2 separate regions of the Mus musculus genome follow, and region 1 is linked to region 2. A link is a loop called in an ENCODE intact Hi-C map of the cell type or tissue named here. Cell type or tissue: heart. All regions are shown on one strand. Links, peaks and the distances in the headings refer to the core of each region. The heading gives the core; the rest is flanking DNA.

Region 1 (5,380 bases), core at 191-5,190, 67 kb before region 2:
TAGGAGGAAATTCACACCCACTACTATAAACCTAAAAAATGGCCTGGGACTGCTGAGGTGATGGACCCTGGAGGAGAATCTGCTCTTACCACTTTCCTAAACCAGAATAAATTCTAACTGCATTCTAAGAATTTATCCTAATACCCACACATAAATGTAAATCTTTTTGCAGCAGGTAAGAGTCCATTACAGAAAGGCAAAACTGTTGGAAATAACAGAGAACAAAGCAAGGAGTGATGAATCTACATCACAACCTACACCTAAGGCTCAAGGAACATCACACAAGAGGGCAAAGAAAGGCTGTGTAAGGGGCACCTGTGAAATCTCAGCAATATGGCTGCCCAATGCTAAGGTGGATAGGGAAAATCTCACACAGTCCTTTCCTAGCCAAGCTACAAGAAATGGCTGCTGAGAGAAAGGTTTAGCATTTTCCAGGGATGAGCTCCAGCCAGTTACGCAATCCCATATCACCAGCCCTAAACATATAACATAAAAGAAACGCTAATGGACTCAGCAAGTTGCTTTTATATATACATGTCTGTATATACATGTATATAAATGAAACAATAATTAAAGAGGAAGAGGTCATGAATATGAGAGGAAATGGGGAAAAAGAGATGGGGATGGGCACAGAATTGTTGTAAATACAGTACTCACATATGAAATTATCAAAAAAAATTAAAACAATTAAAAGGAAAGAACAATGAGTATCTAAAATAGGCCTTAGTTTAAAATTATTTCATGATTAAAGTATAATAATTAAGGTTTATATGTTAAGATAATGAAAATTGCCATGTTGAATAAGCAAATATTCTACCTGAAGTAAGTAATTTAAATTTTCTATTCAACACTGGTATTTTCTATCAACTCTTGATTTCTGATGTAAATTAAAACTTTCCTTCCCAAATAATTCTATTCTGATTATCTGTAACAGGGAGTAGTAACATCTCTTGGTAGAATAAGGCTAACACAGAGATTTTTATTCTTCACATAATATTTGCTCGTATTAAGTGCATAAGTGTAAAGTTTTTCAGAGGAAACAAGTTTCTATGGTTACAAGCCGCATTGATCTACTGTCAGAGTTTGTACTTGGTGTTATGTATAATAAGGATTGGCATGTTACCACATTCTTTGAAATAACAGAATAATAATAATAGCAATAATTAACAGACAGTCTGTCTCTGAGAAGCTCTAAATAATTTCTATATATCCATTCTGCTTTTGAAGTGGGTAAGGATGGTTACAACAGATGTCAAATCTATTCTGTGTTCATCTTATATTTCAGTTATATTGTGATGTATCTACTAAAGTGATGGTAGAGTTATGAGTCTACATATTTCCACTAACTATTCTGAATTCTCCTTTCAAAATGACCCATTTTAAGAAAAGAGAGAACTACTGTTTCCTCGGAGGAGCTCTGAACTCCTTAAACTAACGGTGAGGCTGACCAAACTCTGACAAACGCTTTGCCACAGTGCTGTTGGCAACAGTGGTCTCAGGTCATTCTCGTATTCCAGGACAGACACCTTCAGAAGCATCAACTACAGCAATAATATTTAACAGAATTTGTTTTATTACCAGCAATAAGAAAAAAATGTTACTATTTATTATCAAGCACTGGATTATGGTTTTTACTTAAATCTACACATCAATCCAAAGAGACATATATTCTTATCCCTGTTTAAAAGATACAACGAACTTGCCAGGGTAACTCAGTGTGTCAGCAATACGGATGAAAGCTGAATTCAGATCTAGCTACATTTATGTTTATTCCAAATATAAGAACTAAAGACATTTGACAACAGAAGAACTGATTTTCAGAGAACACATCAAAGCTACCCAGAAACTTCACAACAAATTTTAAGGAACTTGAAGAGAGAGTTTTCACTGAAGAGATCCTGGAAAGAAGCAAAAATGTCATACTTACACTTATTATTCCTCTTTGGAGTAAAGCCTGAAAAGCGCAGATTACAACAGATAGCTTCCTACACCTCTCACAAGAACTATTTCCTTAATTACATGAATCTAGCCCACTGTAATTTATATCCTATAGGAAAACATCATCATAAATTTCAACAAAACATGCTTACATTAGAACACTTGTTTATTTCACATATTTTTTAATTTATATATTTATTTAAATGTAGGAGTGCTCTGTCTGCATGTACACCTACATGCCAGAAGGGGGCAACAGATCCCTTTATAAATGGTGAGGCATCATGTGGTTGCTGGAAATTGAACTTCGGAAATCTAGAAGAACAGCCAGTGTTATTAACCGCCATCTCACCAGCCCTATATGATTTTTATATGCAGAAAAATTTTCACGTGATATTTAAAAGACAATTCAATGAGGCTGGGAGATGTTCTTCCAGAAGAACAGGGTTTGATTCCTAGTATCCACATAGCAGCTCACAACCAACTGTAATTCCTGTTCCAGGGAATCCAACACTCTCTTCTCAGCTGCAAGGACACCGCACATGGAGTACAGACATATATATATACAGGCAAAAGTTCCATGTGTATAAAGATAGGATGGAAATTTTTCAATGACAATGTAAACATTTTTGTAAAGTAGTATTTCCAAAATTAATTGACTTTTTACAGTTCAGAAAAATTAAGCTCAAGGTTCAATGTCATAGACATTAACCTAGTTGTATAAAATTCAAATGCATTAAGTTAAGAGTGAATATAAAGATAAATATGGCACAAAACCTTTCCTTAAGCAAGATGCTTTCACTCTACTAGAGTAGGGGAAAAAACACATAAAATAATATAATAAATGCATTTCTTAAATCTCTAATTATATATTCAATCTACTGTCTGAATAATACTGAAAATCTTTTAGATTATTTTTTAGCTATTTTTTTTAATTTTATGCGTCTGAACGTTCTGCCTGCATGTATGTATGTGTGCCAGTTGAGTGCCCAGTGTTCACAAAGGTCAGGAGAGGGCATCTGACCCCTAGAAACTGGAGTTACAGATGGCTGTGAGCCATCATGTGGGTGCTAGGAACAGAACCCAGGCGCTCTACAAGAGAAGCTGCTGTCTAAACACTGAACCTCCTCTCAAGCCCACCATTGACATTTTTTTTTTAAAGAAGGGAATTTTTTTTAAAGACTGTGCTAGCTAGCTTTAACTATGAACCTGACATAAGCTAGAATCCCGTGGGAACAGTGTCTCAGTGGAGAACAGTCTACTCTGGGTTAGCCTGGAAGCATGTCTGTGGCGGATGGTCTTAACTCCATTCACTGCTTTAGGCACTGACACACGGGCAGGAAATCCTGAGCTATGCATGAACATGCTTCTGTTTCTGAACACAAGCAAGCACGCATGAACATACACGTATGAACATACACGCATGAACATACACATATGAACATACATGCATTTACTTCTCTCTGGTCTTGGCTGTGGATACAGTGTAATAAGCTGCTTCAAGCTCCTGTCATTGTGACTTACCCACAGTGACAGATTATAACCTGGAATTATGAGCTAAAGTAAAACATTTTCCTATAAGTAGCTTTTTGCCAAAATATTGTCACAAAAACAGAAAGGAGTAGAACAGAAACCTAATACATAAATTATCTTTGATGCATCATAAATTAGATATGAAGATTTCAGAAGCTTGTAAGAAATAAAAAAAAATTTTAAAGATAACACTTGTTAAAAATGTTAAGAAATTTGTTATACACCTTTAAAAGGGTAACTTTAAGTATAATATTTACAGTGAAAAATATAAGCTTGAAGAAGACAGTTGGGGAGCTGGGGACATGAAGACCAGAACAAATTGTCACTGAAATGAAAGCTCTAAATTCTACAGACTTAAAGATGAAAATACATTTGACTAGTATTTAGCAGATGAATGTTTAAAAATCTAGAAGTCACAATTCACAGACCACAGAAGCTCTAGAAGAAGGAGGACCAAAGTATGGATGCTTTGATCCTTCTTAGAAGAGGGAACAAAAATACCCATGGGAGGAGATACAGAGACAAAGTATGGAGCAGAGACTGAAGGAAAGGCCATCCAGAGACTGCCCCACCTGGGGAGCCATCCCATATACAACCACCAAACCCAGACACTATTGTGGATGCCAACAAGTGCTTGCTGACAGGAGCCTGATATAGCTGTCTCCTGAGAGGCTCTACCAGTACCTGACAAATCCAGAGGCAGATGCTCTCAGCCAACCACTGGACTGAGCACAGGGTCCCCATTGGTCCTCCAGAAAGGACCCAAGGAACTGAAGAGGTTTGCAGCCCCATAGGAGGAATAACAATATGAACCACCCAGTACCCCTAGAGCTCTCAGGGACCACCACTACAAAAAAATAAATAAACAAATAAATAAATAAATCTAGAAGTCAGCCCATTTGATTCCCACTGGCCTGGGGTAGCCCAAAGAAAGATGCCCACCCTGGTCCCTATGGCCTGAGGAGGGTGGAAGAAATTCACCCAAATGCCCACTCAAGCCAGGCCATCCTGGAACAGCCAGAAGAAAAACACCCAAGTGGCCACCCCAGCCAGAAGAAAGACATGCAAGAGCTTGCTCCAAGTGCCACATTATTATGGGCAAATATGTGATGGAAAAATTGGGAAAGCTGGTGTACACAGTGGGAAGATGGGAGAGAATGAAGCAGAGAGGTTCATATACTATAGATAAAGATGAAACTGGGGACTTGATGGTGGTAAGGAACAGGCGGATATGAGGAGGCCATGGAGAGGTTCTAGGAAAGGACCGTGTCTGGGTCTGCTGCATGAGAGGTCTGTGTTGAAACCTGTGCCTGGCGTTACCACCAAAAGCCAAGCACATGTCTGTGGTCTGTGCTGAGTGGCCTGCACTGCCACCTAAGGCCACTGGGACATCTGGGCCCATGCTGTTGCCATGGCTGGGTCCATGGTCCTATCACAGCCAGGGTCTGTGTCGATGTCCCCTGCCCCTGTTACCACCAGAGGCCATGCAGAAGAGAGCCACCTCCCAGCAGCTTGCTGAAGAGAGTCTTCTGGCTGCTTTCAGACCAAGATGTAGAACCCTCAGCTCCTTCTCCAGCACCATGTCTGCCTGCAGGCTGCCATACTTTCTGCCATGATGATAATGGACTTTATCTCTGAAACCGTAAGCCAGCCAAAATTAAATGTTTGCCTTTATAAGGGTTGTCCTGTAATTCCAGCATTTGGGAGGCAGAGGTAGGCGAATTTCTGAATTCAAGGCCAGCCTGGTCTACAAAGTGAGTTCCAGGACAGCCAGGGCTACACAGAGAAACCCTGTCGCAGAAAACCAAGAAGAAGAAAAAAGAAAATGGAAAAAAAAAAAAAAAGAGTTGTCCTGGTCATGGTGTCTCTTCACAGCAATTAAACCCTAAGACATCAGACCTGAGGGTATAAG
Region 2 (5,380 bases), core at 319-5,318:
TCCACCTGTCTCTGCCTCCTGAGTGCTGTGATTTAAGGCATGCACCAGCATCACCAGCTTCATTGCTATCTTACACTGCACGGATAATTGGGTGTGCACGTGATTAAAATCAAATGCCTTATGAGAAATGTGCATCTGTGAAATAGTTACATAATCTTTCAGTCAAAATAGAGATGCGGGCCATCAAGATGGCTCTGTGGACAGGGAAATGGTGCTGTGGTAACATGCTCAAACTCATACACATACTATACACATGGACAAAATAAATAAAATGGAACAAAAAATAAAATATAGAATAACCCAAAGTATGCTCTAGTAACCAAACTCCATTTCTTAAATGTAGGGTTATATGGGTTCTGCATCCACTCTGCCACAAAGCATGGCCTCATGGGGAGACAGAAATCACTCGAGAGTTGACTGCTCTTACCCTACGCTGTCGCTGGGCCAGTGTTGGGCTGTAGGACACCTCTCTGCTTTGGGGTTGGGGAAGCACTGTCTGAGATGCAGGACCGCTGGAGCTGGCTTAGGGGTCCCCAGGCCTGCAAGGAGGTCGAGGCTATCTGGTTCTTAGGCTTTCAGACACTGAGATGCTGCCTCGGAAGAGCTGAGAATGGATTTGAGGCACGAGGGCTGGATCTAGCCTGGGGTCGGGGGTGGGGAGGTGTGGGGAGAGCTCCAGCTGGTCCCAGGGATAGTCTTTGGCTCTGTGGGTAGCAGCCTCGACTTTGGCTTGGCTAGGTGGTGACCATGGCTGGGAGCACAAAGAGGCCTTCTAAGGCGGCTCTATAGGCAAAAGCTTTCTCCATGGCTCCCCGTGGATCCCGATGAAAAGAGGCAGTTTTAAGGCTTGTGGTTAAGTGGATGAGTAAAACCATACTTCTCAGGGCAGGCCTGAGGTTAAATACCTTTTGCAGGGAGTAGTGTCTGGGAAGGAAAGCTTATTGACTAAGCCCACCAGGCCATTAAGTACCTCATTAAAACGGAGATCTGTCTTGAGCCTACATGACCACAGGTCACATCCTCTACATGGAGGATGCTTGGGGCCTTATGTGACTGATGGCCACAAATCTATGGGAGACTGCTCTAGTGACAGCGCTGGTGCCCAGGAACAGGTGAAGAGCCTACCGTCCCTTCAGGGTTTCTGGGGTTTCAAGCCTTAGCTCAAAAGGGACCAGGCTATCTTTCACGGTCCCACACTTAAACTGGATTAAAAGAAGTCACCAAGCCTGACAATTTGAGCTCCATCCCCCAGACCAAACAGTGCAAGAGAGAACTGATTTCTGAAAGCTTTTTTTCTGATTTTTTTCTTCTTTCTCTTTTCCTTTCTCTCTTTCTTTCTTTTTTTTTTAAGATTTATTTATTTATTATATGTAAGTACACTGTAGCTGTCTTCAGACACTCCAGAAGAGGGAGTCAGATCTTGTTACAGATGGTTGTGAGCCACCATGTGGTTGCTGGAATTTGAACTCTGGACCTTTGGAAGAGCAGTCGGGTGCTCTTACCCACTGAGCCATCTCACCAGCCCCCCCTTTCTCTCTTTCTTTCTTCCTTTCTTTCCTTCTTTCCTTCTTTCTTTCTTTCTCTCTCTCTCTCTCTCTCTCTCTCTCTCTCTCTCTCTCTCTCTCTCTCTCTCTCTCCCTTCCTTCCTTCCTTCCTTCCTTTCTTTCTTTCTTTCATGTATATGAATTCACTGTAGCTGTAGCTGTACAGATGGTTGTGAGCCATCATGTGGTTGCTGGGAATTGAACTCAGGACCTCTGCTCGCTCCGGCCCTGCTCACTCCAGCCCAAAGATTTATTTATTATATGTAAGTAGCTGCCTTCAGACACACCAGAAGAGGGCATCAGATCTCATTACAGATGGTTGTGAGCCACCATATAGCTGCTGGGATTTGAACTCAGGACCACTGAGCCATCTCTCCAGCCCTTTTCTCTGATTTTTACAGTGTGTGTATATGTCCTTAATGATTATATATGGTTGAAGATATGCATAACACACACACACACACACACATTAAACAATGTAAAAGATATATATTTAATCCAGATCCTTAAGTATCTTCCTTCATGTGGTCCACTACTCTCTGGCAACATATTCAGAACTGTTTTATACCTTTTAAGTATTCTTGCTATTTTGAAAACTGTCTAAGCCCTATTTCATCCTGTGGCTAAGGGGCCAGGAACCTAGAACCAGCAGGTCTGGACCCTGACTGATCATTGTGCACTTGTCTGTAAGTCCACCACTTGGAGAGTGGGGGTGGACAGTGAGAAGCACACGGCCATCCTCATCCACACAGCAAGCTTGAGGCTAGACCAAGTGCATGAGAACCCATGTCAAACAAGCAAACACCTCCCGAAGACTGCCTTAAGCCCACTCCCAAGCAGCTATTAAAGCTAGGCTCATAGAGGCTTTGGCGTATGTTACTTGTGCTTCCACTAGGTGGTGCAATTAGATATCTTTCAATATAGACTCCTAGTTGTAATCTGTCCTGGTTTTGGTTGGCTGATGTTTTGTTCTGTTTCGTTTTGTTTTAACCGCGCGCGCGCGTGCGTGCGTGCGTGCGTGCGTGCGTGCGTGTGTGCGTGTGTGTGTGTGTGTGCAAGAGAGAGACAATTCTTTGGCTGGTGAGACCAACGGAGCGCTCTGGAAAGGACATTCCAACCTATGAGCTACCTGAGCTGTGTAGTGAGCTCCAAGTTTTCAGTTTTCAAGAGCTGTCTTGGCTGGGTTGTGGAGATGCAGCTGTCTTTGAGTCATCTCTTCTCACCAATATTCCTTTTTTTTTTTTTTAAAGGATTTATTTATTATTATACATAAGTACACTGTAGCTGTCTTCAGATGTGCCAGAAGAGGGCATCAGGTCTCATTATGGGTGGTTGTGAGCCACCATGTGGTTGCTGGGATTTGAACTCAGGACCTTCAGAAGAGCAGTTAGGGCTCTTACCGGCTGAGCCATCTCGCCAGCCCTATCACCAGTATTCCTTTACGTAATACCAACAAAACTCATTGGTTCACCAAGTCGGACTTTGGTGATATCTGAATTTTCATCTGTTGTGTGTTCCCTATCTGGTGTGAAGGTATGTTTGTTCATATCTCTGCGGACACAGTGCCACATAACAGAGACAAGTGTCTGGACATGCCTTCAAGGAATTAGCTTGATTAGGTTAACTGATTAGGAAGAACCCATCCTTCACGTGTGTGGCATCATTCCCTGACCTTGGTCTGAATAAAAAGAAGGCTCAGGCCTATAAGATAGCTAATCAGGAAAGGGTACCTCTTGCCAAGACTGATGCCCTGAGTTCAATTCCTGAGACTCAGATGGTAAAAGCTGAGAAACAACTCCCACAGGTAGTAGTCGTTGACCTCCGCACTCAAACTGTGGCATGCATGCCCCCCCCCCAAATCAGCATACTAATATTAACAAAAAAATTACTGGGTCTACAGATATGGCCTAGCAGTTTAACACACACACACACAGAAAGAGGCATACACACATACACAAATGGACCTAAATGAAAACTGATTTTTGTTTTGTTTTGTTTTTTGGAGACAGGGTTTCTCTGTATAGCCCTGGCTGTCCTGGAACTCACTTTGTAGACCAGGCTGGCCTCGAACTCAGAAATCCACCTGCCTCTGCCTCCCAAGTGCTGGGATTAAAGGCGTGTGCCACCACTGCCTGGCTGAAAACCGATCTTTTAATTAAAAAAGGAGAAAACCAGCAGAGCCTTCCCATTCACCTCCCTCTGCCTCCTGACTGCTATACACAGTGATCAGCCAGCCTTCTGCTGCCGCAATCCTTCTCCGTGACAATGCACTGAGCCTCCCTGTAACTCTGAACCAGAATAAACCGCTCCTTCCCTTACATTGTTTCCGCCTGGGTATTTCATCACAGCAATGAGACGGGTAACAGCTAATGCTTAGGGTTTGACCAAAGTGATTCCACTTTGATTCTAACAGCTGTCACACGGTATTTAATATTTTCTAAGAAAAATGCAGGATCCGAGCAGGCGAGATGGCCCAGCTGGCAAAGGTCAATCCTGACGACCTGAGGTCAGTCCCAGGGAGCACGTGGTGAGGCAAGAGACACTTCCCAGAAGTTGCCTTCTGATCTCTCCAGTGTGCCCCATGGCATGAGTGCAGCCATGTGCACAAACATGCACACACTCACACACATAAGCAGAGAAATAGGTAAATGTAAAAAAATTGTTCATAAATCTTTGAGATGTAATAACTTTTGAATTATAAAAGAAGTCTCTTCTTTTTCAAAAGCTTTCTGTGCATCTTTCTCTCACACATATAAAGAACTTTAGAAGTATTCTACACTTTACTACACCTTTGCAAAAGATTATAAAATTCTAGTAATACTTGAGAACCTGTGATTCAGCCGCCACTATTTCAAGAAATAGAACATTGGTGAACGAAACAAAGTTCCTATCCCTGTTCCATTGGAAATTCTAATGGAAGAAAGTGTATGAAACATGTCTGTGTCTACTGATAATTAGTGCTAAAGCAAGAAAAAGGGCTGGAGAGGTGGCACATGCCTTTAATCCCAGCACTCGGGAGCAGAGGCAGGCAATCTCTGGGAGTTCAAGGCCAGCCTTGTCTATATAGTAAGCTCCAGGACTACTAGGGCTCTGTAGAGAGACCCTGTCTCAATCCACCCCCAAAAAATAAGGAAGGAAAGAAGAGAGACACAAAGGGCCGCCCGCTCCTGGAGAATGCTCAAAGAAAATCACTCTAATCTAATGACAGTAGTCAGAAAATAAGGAACTGAAACTCTGTGAATCTGAGGTAAGACTGATCTAGTCCTTGGGGGACAGTGAGGAGAGATTATCTGAATTCAGAGCCTGTACACAGGCTGACAGCAAAGAGGCCGGAAGTTGCTAGAGAGAGGCAAGCAGGTGATGGGCATGGCCCTGACAGAAAGCTTAGCACCAGATCGTGGGTGCAGGAGTTAATGAGAGAGACAGGAGAGTGGGCCAATGGGCCTGGTAGACTTGGATTAGGACTTAGTGCTTATGATAACGATGGATTCTGAGTGGAAATCGAGGCCATTGAGAACTTGAAGGAGCCTAGGCCTGGAGACTGTTAACCTTACGTGGGGCAGGAGAGCTTGAGGAGGCTGGAGCCGGGAGTTTGCTTTCTCCCATGCTGAGCTCTGATAAAACCCCAACAGGTCAGACTCAGACTAAATAGTTTCTTTTGAAGGCAGGTCTTGCTAGGAAGACCAAAATGTGGAAGGTTTACAATACTTCCTTCACTCCACACCCTGACAGAAACATTGAAAGTAAGGAGAAGCCAGTGCACTCCAGGTGAAGGTGACGGCTCTCTGGAGTCTCAGCACGCCTGCTTTGACCACCCAGGTGTTTGCCAATTGCTG

The links. Hi-C counts contacts between places; a loop is a spot of excess contacts. Peaks named below come from ENCODE experiments on the same cell type or tissue, not always from the same donor. Only the 100,000 strongest peaks of a DNase experiment are listed, where the experiment ranks them.
Region 1: it touches region 2 in a loop (4-fold over the local background); 9 of 42 quality-filtered maps call a loop at or near these places.

What each region holds. Positions count from the first base shown.
Region 1 is chr16:56,128,685-56,134,064 of GRCm38, reverse strand. The region is part of intron 6 of Senp7 (SUMO1/sentrin specific peptidase 7); the gene reads right to left. Among named protein-coding and RNA genes, the nearest start is that of Senp7, 56 kb to the right of the region's middle. In heart, for the core only: a CTCF peak has its summit at 2,163 (motif pointing right); no DNase peak of the experiment used is centred there.
Region 2 is chr16:56,061,671-56,067,050 of GRCm38, reverse strand. It overlaps a transcript of Senp7 not described here. Among named protein-coding and RNA genes, the nearest start is that of Gm41462, 5.3 kb to the left of the region's middle. In heart, for the core only: a CTCF peak has its summit at 2,420 (motif pointing right); a DNase peak (open chromatin) is centred at 2,530; H3K4me3 peaks cover 389 bases; H3K27ac peaks cover 426 bases; H3K27me3 peaks cover 436 bases.